Regions from separate parts of the Homo sapiens genome. Here regions 1 and 3 are each linked to region 2. A link is an interaction called in ENCODE POLR2A ChIA-PET data of the cell type or tissue named here. Cell type or tissue: MCF 10A. All regions are shown on one strand. Links, peaks and the distances in the headings refer to the core of each region. The heading gives the core; the rest is flanking DNA.

Region 1 (5,961 bases), core at 1-5,000, 53 kb before region 2:
CCTTGCCCTGCTCAGACCCCTTCAGTCTTCTGAATGACCCTCCTCTGTTTGCCAGACAAAGGCCAAGCCCTTTGGCCTGACAGTCAAAGCCCTCCATGACCTGGCCCCAACTCCAGGTGCTCCCAAGCCTTCGCCCCATGTTCTCATGTTGGGCACCTCGGAGCTTCTCCACTTGCTATATTCCTTCCTGCTCCAGCCCTCACACAGCCTGCTCCTTCTGCCTGAAATGTCCTTCTTTATCTGCCTGAGGACCCCTGTTGATCCTTCAGAGCCGAACTCCAATGTCATGGCCAGCACTGCCCCCTGCCCCCATAATGCTCCCACTTTTGTATTCCCACGGCATCTTCCCACTTTTTTGTAATGCCTTGTGTCCTTGCTTCTCAGGCCGTGTCAGATTCTTATCTGTGGCCCCAGCACAGCAAGCACAGGCCAGACAGCAGAGAGCTTGCCAAGTGAGTTACAGAAAGGGGTAAGGCAGTCAGGGCATGCCTTAAGTCACATGCTAAAGCCAGACCAACTCCTCCCTTTTTCTAGAGAGACCGCCAACCTGGAAGCCAGTAGCCTTGCAGCCAGGCCCAGGTTCCACACGCAGCTGAGAGGTGGCCTGGTAGGAAACCCCCCAGGGCTTCTGACTTACCCCCCATTATCCTGTGGTGGTGGATTCAGCTGGGGAGGAGCACAGCCCAGTCCTGAGAGTGGTCTGGGAAGGCTGGAACCTCTACAGATTCTCCCTTGCCCTCTGGGCTTTTTCTGGGGACAGGGTAGAGACTGGAGAGATGGATATGGGGTGATATCCCACCTTCATGAAAAGAAGCAGTGACTATTATCCAGGGGAACGGCGTGGACTGGGTACTCCGAGCACGTCCACACGCTAATTCCCTCGGCCCTGCTCCCCTCTCCTATGAGGACCACATCCCCATGGGCATCATCCTGTGCTCTAAGAGCACAAACCGCAGAGCAACTGGATTGAACCCAGAGTCCCAATTCCTCAGGACAGTGGACACCGAGAACAATTGTTCCTGGTGCCACCAGGTGGCAAACCAGATTTGCAGTCCCAGTGGCTCCCAGGCCCAGGCCACCCTGGCTCTGAGGGGCAGTCCAGAAGAGGCTTTGTCTCCCTCATCAATCACTGCCCAAGACTAGTAAAAGGCGGATTCAAACCCAGGCAGGCTGGCTCCAGAGCCTACACTAGATAGCTACACTAGCCTGCATCAGTTGCGTGGATCTTTGCACCAACCCTGTGTCAAAAGCACAGAATTGACATCAGTAAATTTCTCTGGAAACAGCTATGGAAAAGGATCAGGAAATAGAAATGCTCCTCTGTTACCTTTCCTTTCTTGTCTCATACAGACCTTCGTACTACGAGGTTTGAATCCTCAGCTGCTCTGGTTACAGGACCTCAAAACTGCAAAGGTAACGGGAAGACAACTGGCACCTCCTGTTGTGCTAGGCAGTGCCATGCTCTTTACATGTGTGCGGTCCTTTAATCCTCACACAGCCCTGCAGAGCCAATACTGTCATAACTGGCTCAGTGACGGAAAGGCTGCGGTCGGACAGATGCAGGGGTCTCTGCTCACATAATTACGGAGGACTCCTGCCCAGGTCGAACGCTAGTCCACGCTTTCTATTATATTCCTGTTTTCCCCTTTCAACACCAAGTCTGAAAAATCCCCAAAAGTACAAGTTGTGGCCACTAAATTCCAGAATCTTATGGCACCTGACGGACTTAAGAAACATGAAGGAAATGAGGTGTCATTCACGAGGAGGAGATCCAGTCATGTGTTCTGTGAGAAGACTTACAGGGACACATCTCAAGTGCCCCACGAATGGAGGCAGTCAAATCGCTTTCCCCATTCTGCTTTAGTGAGAAACAAAATTAGCTAAGGTGTGGGCCAAGCTCGCATCTTTCACGTAGGGCCAATACAGCTGCACAGGAAATGGACTAATGCGTGTATAAGGAGTGTCTAGTACGTGCCAGGCAGTGACCAGCCAGGCAGAGCACGGAGCTTCTGTCTGGTGGGTTCTGCTGGTGGCCTGCGAAGGATGGGGGGAAGTGTTAAGGAGGAAGGGTAGGGTCTGAGGCTATATGGATGTGATGAGGAAGGCAGAGACCAGAGAAACGGAATACACGTCCTCAGGGATCAGAGACAAATTGAGAAACACAAATCCATGGTGAGAGGTCAGCGGAGTCAGAGACCCGCATGCAGATAGAGGGAGGCTGGTGGAGAAACACAGACACAACGAAACACATAACGAGAGAGACTAGCAAAGAGGGGATCAGAAACTCACAAAGGGAAGTCAATGGAGAAATACGGACCCACGGGCCGGGGGGAAGGTGCTGGGGGAAGGACGAGTGCCGCGGAAAGGGAGAGGGGGCGGGGGAGGCAGAGACCCACAGGGACAGACAGAAACCGGAACAGAGCGCCAGGGACCCACAGGGAGAACCACACGCCCTCACAGAAACCCGCAGACATGGAGACGTGATGGCCTCGGGTTCCCAGATTCCGCCGGCGGCCGAGAAGGGAGCGGCGCCCGGGAGGACGGGGCCCGGGCCCACCGCCGCCGCTCACCTGCCGTCCTCCCAGGGCAGCTGCGCCGCTTTCCTCCGCGAGGGGAACATCGTGCGGAGAGGCGGCGGCGCATGGGGCAGGCGCTCGCAGCCCGGCCGGCCCGGCCTCCCGGGCCTACGCGGCGCCTCCGCCTCCCGCTCCGCCCAGGCCTGTCCGCCCCGCCCCCCGGTCCGCCGGGTCCGCCGCTCCGGCCGCGCCGCCAGCTCCCGGAGCCGCCGCCTCCAAGGTTCTGCTTGCGAGCAGCGCGGGCGCGCCTCCCTCTCTGGGCGGCTCCTTCCTAGCCGCCCCGGGACCCGCCTGGAAGCCCGAGAAACTGAAGCCCAGAGGCCCAGGGCCTCCCAACAAATCACTGGGCTGGGACTGGACCTAAGAGTCCAGACTCCCAAACCAACGCTCGGGGAGAATCTGCATCTCCGTCCTCTTTCCGAGGGGAGGCGGGAGCGTCCCGGGGTCCCCGTCTCGGCCCAGGCGGCGCGTTCTCCGCGCAAGCTTGGAGGGGCAAAGCCAAGCTCACGGCTCGGCGCTGAGTTCAGCTGACAGCCCGCGCAGGCGTTAGGAGCCGAGCCCTGAAGACAAGTTGACTGAATTTGAAACCCGACTCTGCTTGCCGGGCGCGGTGGCTCACGCCTGTAATCCCAGCACTTTGGGAGGCCGAGGCGGGCGGATCACGAGGTCAGGAGAGCGAGACCATCCTGGCTAACACGGTGAAACCCCGTCTCTACTAAAAATACAAAAAATTAGCCGGGCGTGGTGGCGGGCGCCTGTTAGTCCCAGCTACTCGGGAGGCTGAGGCAGGAGCATGGTGTGAACCCAGGAGGCGGAGCTTGCAGTGAGTCGAGATCGCACCACTGCACTCCAGCCTGGGTGACAGGGCGAGACTCCGTCAAAAAAAAAAGAAAAGAAAAAGAAAAAGAAACTAGACTCTGCCAATTCAGCTGTGTTTTGACCAAGCCACATCTCTGCATCTGTTTCCTCACCTGGGTATATCAATGGCTCCTATTCTATATGGTAGCTGTGGGGATTCAAGGAGAAAGTGCAAACACTTGTGCAGCGCTAGGCACACAGTTCAACGCCATATAAATGACAGCTGTCATCCAGGAAAAGGGTACTTTGGTGGAGCTGAGAACTGAAGAAGGGAATAGGAGACTGAGTTCCCATATCTGCCCCGTCACCGTGGGAACTTAACCATCCCCCTCACCCCCAGCCCCCCCACCCCTCCTACTAGCCTCCTACCTGGGGAAAGAAAGCGGCAATTGTTAGACTTGACCTCCTCTGCTCTTCCAGGCAAACTTTTAAGTTTCCTAATAGATAGCAAACATCTATTAAGTTCTTATTATGTGCCAGTCATTGTTAATAGTTCTTACTACATGAGGGTTATCTCACGTAGTCCTTATCGGTAGGTGCTTATCCCCAAGTTAAAATTGAGAGAACTGAGGCACAGAGAGGCAAATCAGGTAGTTTGGTTGCAAATCTATGGGTTTGGGGTTTTTGTTTTGTTCTTCCCCACAATCTATGATCTTAATCACTCTGCTCCAGAGAGAACTTCACCGTGGGTGGGAAATGAATCATTCCCAGTAACCCCTTTACCCCGTAAACCTGGAAGTATATAATCCACCCATTCCCCTTCCTGTTGACTCCCCCAGGGCACTGCATCCTACCCCAGAACCGTGGTCAATGCACAGCCCATCTAAAGGGGACCACTCCATCCGGTTAGCTGTTACTATATCAGGATGAAGCTCTACTTCAGATTGTCAGATTCACACTCTCAAGAAATCAGATCTCAAATGAAAACCCAAATTATCTAATTTTTAAATGTGATATCCAGCTAAGAGCCATGTTGATAATGACACTTCAACTCTGATCTCTTTTCTACTTTTTTATTTTATTTTATTTTATTTATTTATTTATTTTTTGAGACAGAGTCTCACTCTGTCAGTCAGGCTGGAGTGCAGTGGCACGATCTCGGCTCACTGCAACCTCTGCCTCCCGGGGTCAAGCAATTCTCCTGTCTCAGCCTTCCGAGTAGCTGGGATTACAGGCGCCTGCCACCACGCCTGGCTAATTTTTGTATTTTTAGTAGAGACGGGGTTTTACCATGTTGGCGGCTGGTCTCGAACTCCTGACCTCAGGTGATCCGCCTGCCTCTGCCTCCCAAAGTGCTGCGATTACAGGCGTGAGCCACCATGCCCAGCCTGTGGTCTCTTTTCAAAAACCCACAACTCTAGTCTAATCATGAGAAAAACATCAGACAAATCCTAGCTGAGAAATCGTACAAAATACCTGACCTGTACTCCTCAAAACAGTCAAGGAATCATCAAAAACAAGGAAGGTCTAAGAAACTGTCACAGCCAAAAGGAGCCTAAGGAGACACAGTGACTAAATGTGATGTGGAATCCTGGAACAGAAAAAGGACAGTAGGTAAAAACTAAGGAAGTCTGGATAAAGTAATGCATGATGTTACTAATAGGGAAAATGTCTTCACAATTTTTCTGCACTTTTAAAGCTGTTCTTTAAAAATACTTTTTTTTTTTTTTTTGACATGGAGACTTGCTCCGTTGCTCAGGCTGGAGTGCAGTGAAGTGATCTCGGCTCACTGCAAGCTCCGCCTCCTGGGTTCACGCCATTCTCCTGCCTCAGCCTCCCAAGGAGCTGGGACTACAGGCGCCCACCACCACGCCTGGCTAATTTTTTGTATTTTTTTTTTTTTTTTTTTTTGTAGAGATGGGGTTTCATCATGTTAGCCAGGTTGGTCTCGATCTCCTGACCTCGTGATCTGCTCGCCTTGGCCTCCCAAAGTGTTGGGGTTACAGGTGTGAGCCACCGCTCCCGGCCTTTTTTTTTTTTTTTTTTTGAGACAGAGTCTCACTGTAGCCCAGGTTGGAGTGTAGTGGTGTGATCTTGGCTCACTGCAACCTCTGTCTCCTGGGTTCAAGCAATTCTGCCGCCTCAGCCTCCCAAGTAGCTGGGATTTCAGGCATGCGCCACCACACCTGGCTCATTTTTTGTATTTTTAGTAGAGATGAGGTTTCACCATGTTGGCCAGGCTGGTCTCAAACTCCTGGCCTCAGGCCATCCACCTACCTCAGCCTCCCAAAGTGCTGGGATTACAGGTGTGAACCACCGTGCCCGCCAAAAAACTTTTTTTTTTCATGTGGAAGAATTAGTTGGCAGCATGAGCCCAGATTGCATCATCCCATTAGGGGAAGCAGCCCCCAAACTTGTCTCCTTCTTCCTGGTCTTTCTCACACACTGCTGTAACCTCCCTCACATTTCTTATTAGAAGGTTCTTCTCAAAACTGCCTGCCCATTTGCCTCCCCCAACCCCCAACAGCAGCCTCACATCCCTGATCAATAACACTGTGATTCTGAGGTGCCAGTAGGGCTCTCAGTG
Region 2 (5,000 bases), core at 1-5,000:
TGCAGTAATGCTAGAAGGAGATATAGCATCGGCTTCCTCTGAATAAAGGTTCAAATCCTGGACCCTATTAAGTGGCCTTTGCAAGTGTTTCAGCCTCTTGGTTTGTTTTCTCATGTATAAAATGACAATCCAGGCTGGGCGCGGTGGCTCATGCCTGTAATCCCAGCACTTTGGGAGGCCGAGGCGGGAGGATCACGAGGTCAGGAGATCGAGACCATCCTGGCTAACACGGTGAAACCCTGTCTCTACTAAAAATACAAAAAAATTAGCCGGGCATGGTGGCGGGCACCTATAGTCCCAGCTACTTTGGAGGCTGAGGCAGGAGAATGGCGTGAACCTGGGAGGTGGAGCTTGCAGTGAGCCAAGATCGCGCCACTGCACTCCAGCCTGGGCGACAGAGCGAGACTCCTTTCTCAAAAAAAAAAAAAAAAAAAAAAGAAAAGACAATCCAGTCTTACATGGTTAATGTTAGGGTCCAACAAGTGCGGTATGCTTAACACAAGTGGTAGCTCTGAGTATTGTAGATATTTGGTGTCAGGGTTGCCCAAGACATAACCTAGAGGAAGATGGGTCAGAGAATGCTTCTCAGAGCTGAGTCTTCAAGGTTGTGTAGAAGTTCTCCAGAGGACAAGGTGGTAGAAAGGAGTCTAAACAAAGGAAGGAACTTGTACAAAGACCCAGGGCGAGCACCACTCATTTGGAGAGTCGGGAGAGATCCGGCTGAAGGGGCTAGCAGGGTTCTTGAAAACCACACCAAGAGGTTTAGGCTTTATCCTGTAGGTGGTGAAGAATCAATGAAAGGTTTTAAGCAGGAAAGAGAACGTGATGTGCTTCAATACATTCTCTGATAGCATGTGAGGAAGTAATTCTCAGTGGGAGAGACAGCTGTGATTGCTTGATTCCACCTCTCCCTTGCCCCAAGCTAATAATCATCAGATCCCCTGTGCTTTGCTGGACCCTATCCCAGACTTACAGAGTCAGTCTCCAGGTCTGGATCCCAGGTATCTATTGTTGAATTGTTCCCAAGTGACTCTGACATGTGACTGGGTCTGGGAGCTGCTGAATTGAGGGTGCCAGGGGGATCTTTGAGGAGACCTAGGGTATTCTTCAAACAGTGGGTTTCCCAGGGAGGAGCTTTTCCATAAACAAGAACAGAAACAACCTTAGTTTAAAACAGAACAAAAAACCTTCCCCCAGTTCTGATCTATTAATGATATTTGCCAACTTCCATTGTGTATAATCTTCCATTGTGTATCCAAACACTTACCTGTGCCTACTCTGTGCTACAGCTTCTGCTGAATGACTGCAATACAGTGACTTGTGGGACACAGGCTCTGCCCTTGAAAAGCTCACAGTATTGTGGAAAGGACAGATTTCAACCACTAGAATATATATGATAAGCTCTATTCTAGAGATACGTTTTTAAACAAAAGAGTGTTAGGATATCCTAGAGCAAAGCCAAGTTCATTCTTCCTGTGGACTTAAGAGGATGTAACACCCAGATCGAGCCTAAAAAAAAGAGAAGAAAAAGGCAGAAGGAACAGCATATGGGAAGGTGTGACTACTTTATGTATTTGGTCCTTCTTGGCAGGATGTGCAGAAGCAGAGAAGGACTGAGGAGAGGCATGCTATGTCTTGGGAAGGGCCCTGTGTGTGTGCCTTCGGTTCTGTGCCTGTGAGCCTGCCTTCATCCTTCAGACTCTGGGTGGCTCCCAGCACAGCAGCTGCATGGTTGTGCAGCCTGTGGGCCAACATGCTGCAGTCCATCTCCCCTTCATTCTCCACCAAAGGCCCTTAGCTCCCTTTATTATTTCCCCCTCCATGCTTAGGATGCTTAGCACAAGTGGTAGCTACGAGTAGATCTATCTACTGTGAAAAATGATGTAGGGAAACTAAAGCAGAAAGAAGGGGCTGGTGGAACTGCAAACACTGAAGGTTTTATTAGGAAGTTATAGCCAGAAAACAAGGAGCTGGGGGTTCAAAGAGGCCTTGAAGTCACTTGTCTAGTCCTTCTGTCCTTTGCTTCAAGAAATAAATTTGGGGCCGGGCGCGGTGGCTCACGCCTGTAATCCCAGCACTTTGGGAGGCCGAGACGGGAGGATCACGAGGTCAGGAGATCGAGACCATCCTGGCTAACACGGTGAAACCCCGTCTCTACTAAAAAATACAAAAATTAGCCGGGCATGGTGGCGCGTGCCTGTAGTCCCAGCTACACAGGAGGCTGAGGCAGGAGAATGGCGTGAACCCGGGAGGCGGAGCTTGCAGTGAGTCGAGATCGCGCCACTGCACTCCAGCCTGGGCGACAGAGCGAAACTCCGTCTCAAAAAAAAAAAAAAAAGAAATAAATTTGGTTTGGGCAAGTCTCACTTAGTAAGTTTCCCTGTCATTTCTTCCAGGGCAGAAGAGGAAAGAAACTAACGGGTATTGAGCACCTACTTTGTGCCAGGCCCAGGCCAGGTACTTTACATAATTTATTTCCTTCTGTCCTCACAACTCTGTAAAATATGGTTTTATTCCCATTTCATAAATGAGGAAATTGAGGCTCAAAGAAATTGAGTAATATTCCAAGATCATATTGAAAATGGCAACTGGGATTTGAACTCACAACTGTGTGTCTCGTCCCCAAAATTCATGCTCTTCCTCCTCCATGAGTAACGTGTGCTGGGGTTAGAGTAGCAGAGTGGCAGTTTGACCTGAGGATTCAGGTAAATCTGCGGCTTGGGCCCTCCTTGTGGCTCATTGCACCCAGGAGGCAGTTCAGCGGATGAGCTAGCCTTGTGGGGATATTAAAACAGAAAGTTTTAGGGTTAAGGTCACTAGGATCAGAGAGACTCACTCCCAACCGAGCTTGTACAACCAGAAAGGATTCTCCACTGACTAGTCTCGTAGTGTGAAACAGCTGTTCTACCTCCTGGAAGGGCCTGAGCCCACAGCCTGCATGGAAGTTTGGGTAACAGCTCCAGGGCACTGAGGTGGGGTTGTGTCAGCTCTCTTAGAATTAACTGCAGCTCTGATTGTCAGCATTAGAATAGTCTGAGATTCTTCTCACTGATTGCCCTCTCATCAGTGGCTCAGAGTGACTCATAGCATGTTGGGAAATGCACTGTTTTGGCTCTGTTTTAAATTCTGCCTTTGTGTTGAACAGCTGAGACATGAGCCAGATGGGCTTTAAGCTTTCATTTATTTATTCAGTGAATGCCTGCAATGTGTCAGGCCCAAGCCAAGCCTAGGTTCCTGGGCATACTTAAATGACCAAGGTCCACACACTGCCCCCAGAGGGCTCACATTCTACCAGGAATTTAGGAACAGACAGAATACATCTGTGGCACATTTTGATGATGCTATACTAAATAGAATCAGTTGTGCTTAGCTTGACCAGCAAGAGCTTCATTGACCTTTGACCAGAATCTTAGGGAATGAATAGGAATTGTCAAGGGTAGATGTTTCCCGGCACTTAGCACAATTGGCAGGAGACAGGGACTCTGACAATGTTGAATGAGGGAATAAATGGGTGAATGGAAGAGTGACTGATGATAACTATGACAATGAGTTTTTCTAGGCTGAGGATTAATCATTTTCTCTGCTTCTGAAAGGGAATTTTAGCTGCTGGTGTTGTCCTCTGCCTGCCTTGGTGACAGAGAGGCTCTTGGAGTTGGGTGCCTTGAGAGTAGAGTGCTCTAATGGGCCATTTCAAAATAGAATTTGGGACCTGTTGCAGGGCAGCTGGTTAGATACAGCATGTGTCTTGGGGCAATCCTGTACGAACATACACAAACTCTGGAGATGAAAAAGAATCCATGGGATGAATGAGGCCACGCTGAGTGCTGGAAATTCAATCCAGCTTCAGAGTAGTCCTTGACAGCTGTCTGGTCTGGCAATGGGTTATTCCCAAATTGTGGACAGAAAGGCCAAGCTAGAAAATTGAGTCATGCCCCCAGAGAGCTATCTTTTTTTTTTTTTTTTTTTGAGACAGGCTCTCACTGTTACCCAGTTTGGAGTACAATGGTGCAATCTTGGCTCACTGCAACCTCCGTCACTTGGGCTTGAGCAATCCTCCAACCTCAGGAGACCTTATATATTCCTAAAAATTATTGAGGAACCCAAAGAGCTTTTGTTTGTGTTGTTTATATCTATTGATACTTACCAAATTAAATATTAAAGCTGAGAAAGCTTTAAAATATTTTGTCACTAATTTATTTAAGAAAGACAATATTAAAGCTATCTTGTTAACATAACAATTTTTAATGAAAACTATATTTTCCAAAACAAAATTAGAAGAATGGCCAGGTGTGGTGGCTCATGCCTGTAATGCCAGCACTTTGAGAGGCTGAGGCAGGCGGATCACTTGAGGTCAGGAGTTCAAGACCGGCATGGCCAACATGGTGAAACCCTGTCTCTACTAAAAATATAAAAATTAGTCAGGCGTATTGGCAGGCGCCTGTAATCCTAGCCACTTGGGAGGCTGAGGCAGGAGAACCGCTTGAACATGGGAGGTGGAGGTTGCAGTGAGCTGAGATCATGCCACTGCACTCCAGCCTGGATGACAGAGCGAGATTTCATCTTAAAAAAAAAATTAGAAGAATGGTCTTCTTTTCATTTTTGCAAATTTCTTTTCATCTGGCTTAATAGACTAAAGCTGGCTTCTCATATATGCTTCTGTATTCAGTCTTTTGCAATACATTGTTTTGGTTGAAGTATATGAAAAAAAATCCAACCTCACACAAATATGTAAGTGAGAAAGGGAGGAATGTTTCAGTAGCCTTTCCAAATAATTTCCATTATTGAATTTGAGCCCATATCAGTGAAGTCTTCATACTCATTTACACTAAAATCTATTGGTCGAGCCAGTGCTTTGAATCCATCATGCTTTGGTCATTTGGAAAATAGGCTCACTGGATTTTGCACATCTTCCAAATGTTTTCCATTTCATTTTACAATGCCAAAAGATAACATTTGTTAATATCACCACCAATTTCATCAGAAAAGTCTTCAAGTATTTG
Region 3 (5,961 bases), core at 1-5,000, 160 kb after region 2:
GTCTGGCCTGTGGACAACTCATTTGTAGCCTTGTTGGGTTAAGAAGTTATTTATTTATTTATTTATTTATTTTGAGACAGAGTTTTTGTTCTGTTGCCCAGTCTGGAGTCCAGTGGCACAATCTCGGCTCACTGCAACCTCCGCCTCCTGGGTTCAAGCGATTCTCCCGCTTCCACCTCCCGAGTAGCTAGGGTTACAGGCCCCTGCCACCACGCCCAGCTAATTTTTTGTATTTTTAGTAGAGATGGGGTTTCGCCATGTTGGCCAGGCTGATCTCGAACTCCTGACCTCAGGTGATTCACCCACCTCGGCCTCCCAAGGTGCTGGGATTACAGGTGTGAGCCACCATGCTGGCCAAGGTAAGAACTTTTATGGCGTCTGGTGTAACATCCGGGTTTATTTTAGCGGGATGTGCTCCCTTGAATGGGGCAATGTGCTCTTCTGTGCTCCCAGTTCGCCACATCAGGGCCTTGGGGACCCATCAAGACTGGGCCTGAATGGCAGGCCAAGAAGCCTGGAAAAAATAGGCTGCGATGGGCTAGATGAGAAAACCAGGCTGGGAAAGCAACGGTAACTGCTGCGAGGGTAAGGGAGAGAGAGAGCCAGGTGTTTGCTGTTAGGCAGATCTGAGTTCAAATCCTGCTTCTTATACCAACCACCCTGGGTAAGCCATGCCACCTCTCAGAGCCTGTTTTCTCTAACGCAGGATAATAGAGGAGCTGCTGTAAAGGTTACAGGGGGAATGTGTTTAAAGCGCTCATCACAGGGCTTGGCTCATCATGAGCCTTCGGTAAACTGTCTTCTGATATGGAGTGACCCTCTCCCTCGCTGGGCCCGTTCAGGATCACATGGTTGGGAGGCTGTGTGTGTGACTGACTTCCTAGGTCAGGACCAGTGGCCCCTGCAGATGAACCTGAGAACCCTAGCCCTGTTGGGGAGGAGCCTGCTGGACCTTCCTGGGAGTACCCAGCCTGGATGCTGAGGTAGCAGACAACCCCTTGAATGAGTAGGTGCCTGGTCAACGTGTGCCCCACTGACCTAACCTGGGCTGGGCCCAGTGGTCTCTGTGGGGAGGACTGTGGGACCCTGCGAAGGCTGGAGGAGAATGGGGAACTTTACTGGGGTCCCAACTTAGGGCTGGCAGAGGCAGCAGCAGGGCCAAGCCCTCTGGGTTTTTAGAACCTTGACCTTCTTGCCTGGGACTGTGTGGCCCTGGCTGGGAGCCCAGAGACCCTAAAGTACAAGAGAGGAAGGTAAAGCTGGCAGGAGGGACAAAGCCAGGCAGAGAGTGAACTGCCGGGAGGGAGCAGGCCCTGGGGCTTCCCTGTGGGGCAGAGGGAGAAGATGGAAACTCCAGCTTAGATAAAAGAGCTGGGAGGCCCAGGATCTGGGGGCATCTTCCCAAGATGTGCCCATCCCTGCCTGGGCCTGGGGTGGGGTAGGAGAGGCTGGAGGGGCCTGAAGCGGGTGGTGGGCTCTGTGGGAAGAACAGAATGGGCCTGTGGACAGCCCTGGGCCCATACCCCAGCTGAGCCGTTCCCAGCTGTGTGTCACCAGAGCAAACACTTAGCCTCTCTGGGCCTCAGTTTCCTCCTCTGCAGCATGAAGTCCATAATGCTACCCACCTTTTCCCAGGGGCTAGTTGGAAGCATTTTGGAAGAGGGAGTTGGGATTTAAGTGCCTATAGGGACACCCTAAATTAAAGAGGCCCCTTCTGGGGACTGAAGGAGGTGATTAAGCTCACAGGAGACTGTCAGGATGTGGGCCAGCGCAGCAGTTTCCCCCTCAGAGGAAGGGGAGCTCTAGGGCCTTTGTTCTTCTGGAAGCCGAGGGAGAGCACTGTGCCAGCAGCACCACCTGGTGGCGAAAAGGAGAACTTCTCCTTAGAGCAACACCCGCTATCTCTGGAGTCGTCTCCACGTGGCTATGGTCACCTGGTGGCCTTCAGGCCTGATGGGCAGCATGGGAAGCAGACATACATAGTAGAATGTCAGACCGGTGAGTGAGAGAGGCAACGAGATAGTCAGGATTCTACCAGGATTTGTATCCTACCTCAATTACATGGACTTGGGCAAGCCACTGCACTTCTCTGGGGCTCAGTGCTCCTCGTCTGTAAAATGGGGACGTGATAATCCCTGCCTCCCAGGTTGCAAGTCCTCAAAAGATGCTTGTTTAATCCAGGCAGGTATAGTTGACAGTCCACAGTGTGGCCACATAAGAAGGTGATTCCCAGGACGGTGTCAGGGTCCCGGGAGACTCAAGTGTCTGATCACTCAACTGCCGCTGCTGCTGCTTTCCCCATCTGGTAGGCCTTGGACTTGCCTCCTCTCCCTGGTGCATAGCTTCCCTGGAGACTGTTTCGGGCTGGTTCAGGTCCAGCATGGTGAAAGTTGGCGTCAATGGGAACAGGTTGGAAGGGAGCACGGGGAGACTCTGTGGCCCGTCTTTGGGCAGGAAGAGCCAGGACGCACTTCACACTTTGCAAGACCAAGCACATCCACTGCTGTGTGAGTCACACTCCTTCGGGGCGCTGTCCCAGAAAGGGGATGAAAGTGAGAGCTTGGGTCCCACCCACCAGCTACTCTCCAAGCCGAGGAAATGAGACCCTGCCCTGCAGAAAGCGTTTAAGGAAAGCATTTCCTGGTAGAGTGAGGAAGAGAAACCAGCTGGACAAGTGTCAGCTGCAGCCGTAGAGAAAGGCCCAAGGGCGGCCTCCCCAGAGTGAACCTGGGTGAGGATGACTTCAAGTGAGGACGTGGAGGCTGCTGGTTGAGATCTGCCGGAAGCTGCAGTAGGTGGCCGGCAGGGAGCTCAGGGGCAGTGAGGAACAGAGCTGTCTTCCATGGCTTGCTTTTTGCGAAGATCAAAGTGTGTGATTTCTCTCCCTTCCAGATTTTGCTATGAAGTAGAGAGGCTTGTGGTGAGTCAGAGAGCACTAAGAGTGCTCAGAGAGCTCGTGAGAAAGTGGTTGATGTATTAAAGAGGTCATGAAGTCAGCGTAAAAGCTGCCCGCAGGGGTTTTTTTTTATGTAAGGCTGCTTTGAACACTCAGAGGCTGAGCTGGAGCAACTTCAGATGCAAAGGAGCATCGCAGGGCGAGTCAGATGAGTGTTTTCTGTTCGCACCAGGGTAAAGGTCCAGTCACAAGAAGCAGCAAGGGGAAGGGGAAGGGGAAGGGGAAGGGGAAGGGCTTGTGCTGTGCTGTGCTGTGCTGTGGCTTGGATTTCCTCGTATCTCATTGTAAATGGAGTTATGTCTCACATGCAAGCATCAGGGAGAAGCAAATATGGTGCATTGTGGTTTGGATGAAGCATTTGCCTTTTCACAGCTGAGTAAGGAAGTGTGCTAATTGCCTGCTTCCTCATCAGCCTGGCATAATGGGTGGTCCATGAGCATCCACTTGATTCAAACAGATCTTCCCAGTATTAGAAGCAGCAGAAACAGTGCAGAAGGACAAGGGACTCCCGCCTGTGGCAGTCTCCAGGAGAAGGAACCCCCGATGCCAGCACAAGCGGCTGTTAACATCTCCAAGGAGTTCTCCACGCAGCTCACCTTCCTGTTACTTTCCTTGGTATCCTTATAGCACTCTGCCTCTTCCCCACGTTACCTGGGTCCCAAAACATGGCCCAGCTGAGTCACTAACCCCTCTAGGGTGCTCAGGCCCTGACATGGTAGGATAAGCTCTGGCACGTTTCTTAGCCTCTCTGAACCTGTGTCTCTACCTGTGAAACCCAAGGGTTGCGCTGGATCAGCGGTTCTCAAACTTGAGCACTGAGCACACCTAGAGGAACTGCTGAAGCATAGGCCATTGGCCCCGCTCCCAGGGGTTTCCAGATTCAGTAGGTCTAGGGAAGGGCAGGGTGATTTGCATCTCTAATAGGTTCCCACACGGCACACAAGATGCTGGCCTGGGACCACACTTCAAGAACCACTGGGCTAGATCAATTACATAACAACTTTAATTGATTGGTGATGTCTGCCTAAGGCGATGTGGGAAGTTGGGAGGAATTAGCAATGTTAACTGTAAGCACAGTAGAAGGGCCACATATTTGCCCTCTCCTGGCTAAATGATCTTCAAGGTCTATCTGGAGCATTTTGAACAGACAATGAAACCAAGAGTCTGAAGAGGGAGTCCTCTTACCTGGGGTTAGGCCTGGGACTCACCTGTAAGGAGTCTGGGTGGCACCAGATCTGGATGAGACTGTGGTTCCTCAGGGACTCATCACCAGTGGCAATGCTGGTTATCACAGACTCGTCCAGCTGTGGGCAAGATGTGGGCAGGGGGAGTGAAGGAGGCTGGGTCCCTTGTTACCCCCACCCTCACCCCATGCCAGGCCCTGCTGTCACCTGGATGATGAGCTTCGTGAAGGGCTCTGTGATGATCTTGAGCAGGTCAGGAGCATCACGGCCACCATGGATGTTGAAGGAGGCCACCACAAGTCGAGTGATGTGGTGCAGGTAGCCAGTGGCAGCCTCCAGGGGCAGCAGGACCAGCACTGACAGCCAGTTAAAGCAGTCATGCACCGTGGCCCCCGCGAAGGCCCTGGGCAGGGAGGCCACATTGCAAGGCAGGCTCGAGCCAGTGCACAGTCACGCCTGGGGTTCCTGGCATCTGGGGCTGTCCTCCCCCAGGCACGAGCCCCCAACCCCCAGCCCCCCTCACCGCCGGAAGTCAGTCCTGTCCCCCGCCTGCATCAGGGCCACGATGGTGTTGGTGACAGAGGTGCCGATGTTGGAGCCCATGATGATGGGGATGGCAGAGCTCACCTCCAGCACTGGTAGAAGAGAAGACGTCCTAATGAATTTGACGGTCACCCAGCTCCTGCACCACCACAACTCCTGTCAGGCCCCCCACCCACGTCCCAGTCCCCAGTGGCCGCTCCTGCCATGCTGCTGAGTCTGCCTAACGTTGGCGTCACAGGTGCATGTGGGCACGGGCTGTGCGTTTACAGGTGTGTGCATTCATCCATGCGAGTAGATGTACACGTGCTGCACATGGTGTATGGATGTGAACGTGTGTGCGTGTGAGGCCTTCGTTATGAGGGCTCGTGGGCTCATGTCCTATGTGCAAATAGAGATTTGTGCTTGTGTGTGCACACATGCCCCAGAGTGTGATGGTTAGTTTTTTTGTTTGTTTGTTTTGAGACAGAGTCTCGCTCTGTCGCCCAGGCTGGAGTGCAGTGGCATGATCTCGGCTCACTGCAAGCTCTGCCTCCTGGGTTCATGCCATTCTCCTGCCTCAGCCTCCTGAGTAGCTGGGACTGCAGACACCTGCCACCACGCCTGGCTAATGCTTTTTGGTTTTTGTTGTTTTTTTTTTTTGTATTTTTAGTAGAGACAGGGTTTCACCGTGTTAGCCAGGGTGGTCTCGATCTACTGACCTCGTGATCTGCCCCCCTCAGCCTCCCAAAGTGCTGGGATTACAGGCATGAGCCACTGCGCCCGGCCAGTGATGGTTAGTTTTATGTGTCAACTTAGCTAGGCTGTGGTACCCAGTTATTCAACCCAACACTAGCCTGGGTGTTCTGTAAGGTGTTTTGTAGATGCAATTCACGTCTACAGTCAGCTGACTTTAAGAAAAGGAGATTATCCTTGGTAACCTGGGTCAGCCTAATCCAATAGAATGAAAGGCCTCAAGCAGAACTGAGGCTTCCCTGAGAAAGGAGAAACGCTGCCCTGTCTGGACTGCAGTGTCGGCGCCCACCTGAGAGTTCCCGCCTGCCCTTCCAATGCCCTGGCCTACGGATTCCTGACTTGCCCAGACAAACTACCATCGGGGAAGCCAGTTCCTTGCCATAAATCATCTGGGTCACATACAGCTACAGTTGGGCTCCTCTCATGTCCCTGGCTGATACAGGAGTCAAGCTGAATGGAGGCCAGCCTTACTGGGGTCACGCTCCCCATTTGCCACCCTTCCCAGCTCCTGGGGTGCCCCTCCAAGCTCTTCCCCACCCTGGTGGG

Evidence for each region. Peaks named below come from ENCODE experiments on the same cell type or tissue, not always from the same donor. Only the 100,000 strongest peaks of a DNase experiment are listed, where the experiment ranks them.
Region 1: POLR2A ChIA-PET joins it to region 2 with 36 read pairs; 20 of 35 experiments call an interaction of 5 or more read pairs at or near these places.
Region 3: POLR2A ChIA-PET joins it to region 2 with 12 read pairs; 4 of 35 experiments call an interaction of 5 or more read pairs at or near these places.

What each region holds. Positions count from the first base shown.
Region 1 is chr5:177,596,870-177,602,830 of GRCh38, reverse strand. It overlaps B4GALT7 (beta-1,4-galactosyltransferase 7), which reads right to left and starts at 2,699. Exons shown (of 6, transcript NM_007255.3): 1 at 2,571-2,699. The coding sequence starts at 2,620. It overlaps TMED9 (transmembrane p24 trafficking protein 9), which reads right to left. Exons shown (of 5, transcript NM_017510.6): 5 at 5,589-5,961. RefSeq lists a silencer at 2,347-2,886 and enhancers at 3,067-3,246, 3,447-3,546. In MCF 10A, for the core only: no CTCF peak of the experiment used is centred there; a DNase peak (open chromatin) is centred at 2,740.
Region 2 is chr5:177,544,625-177,549,624 of GRCh38, reverse strand. The region is part of intron 1 of FAM193B (family with sequence similarity 193 member B); the gene reads left to right. Among named protein-coding and RNA genes, the nearest start is that of FAM193B, 7.4 kb to the left of the region's middle. In MCF 10A, for the core only: no CTCF peak of the experiment used is centred there; DNase peaks (open chromatin) are centred at 3,084 and 4,004.
Region 3 is chr5:177,386,576-177,392,536 of GRCh38, reverse strand. SLC34A1 (solute carrier family 34 member 1) reads right to left here. Exons shown (of 13, transcript NM_003052.5): 6 at 4,664-4,775; 7 at 4,348-4,543; 8 at 4,165-4,260. Among named protein-coding and RNA genes, the nearest start is that of SLC34A1, 5.1 kb to the right of the region's middle. RefSeq lists enhancers at 1,548-1,627, 2,878-2,927, 3,068-3,117, 349-3,162, 2,203-3,402 and 2 more. In MCF 10A, for the core only: a CTCF peak has its summit at 1,862 (motif pointing left); DNase peaks (open chromatin) are centred at 1,856, 2,486, 2,986 and 3,706.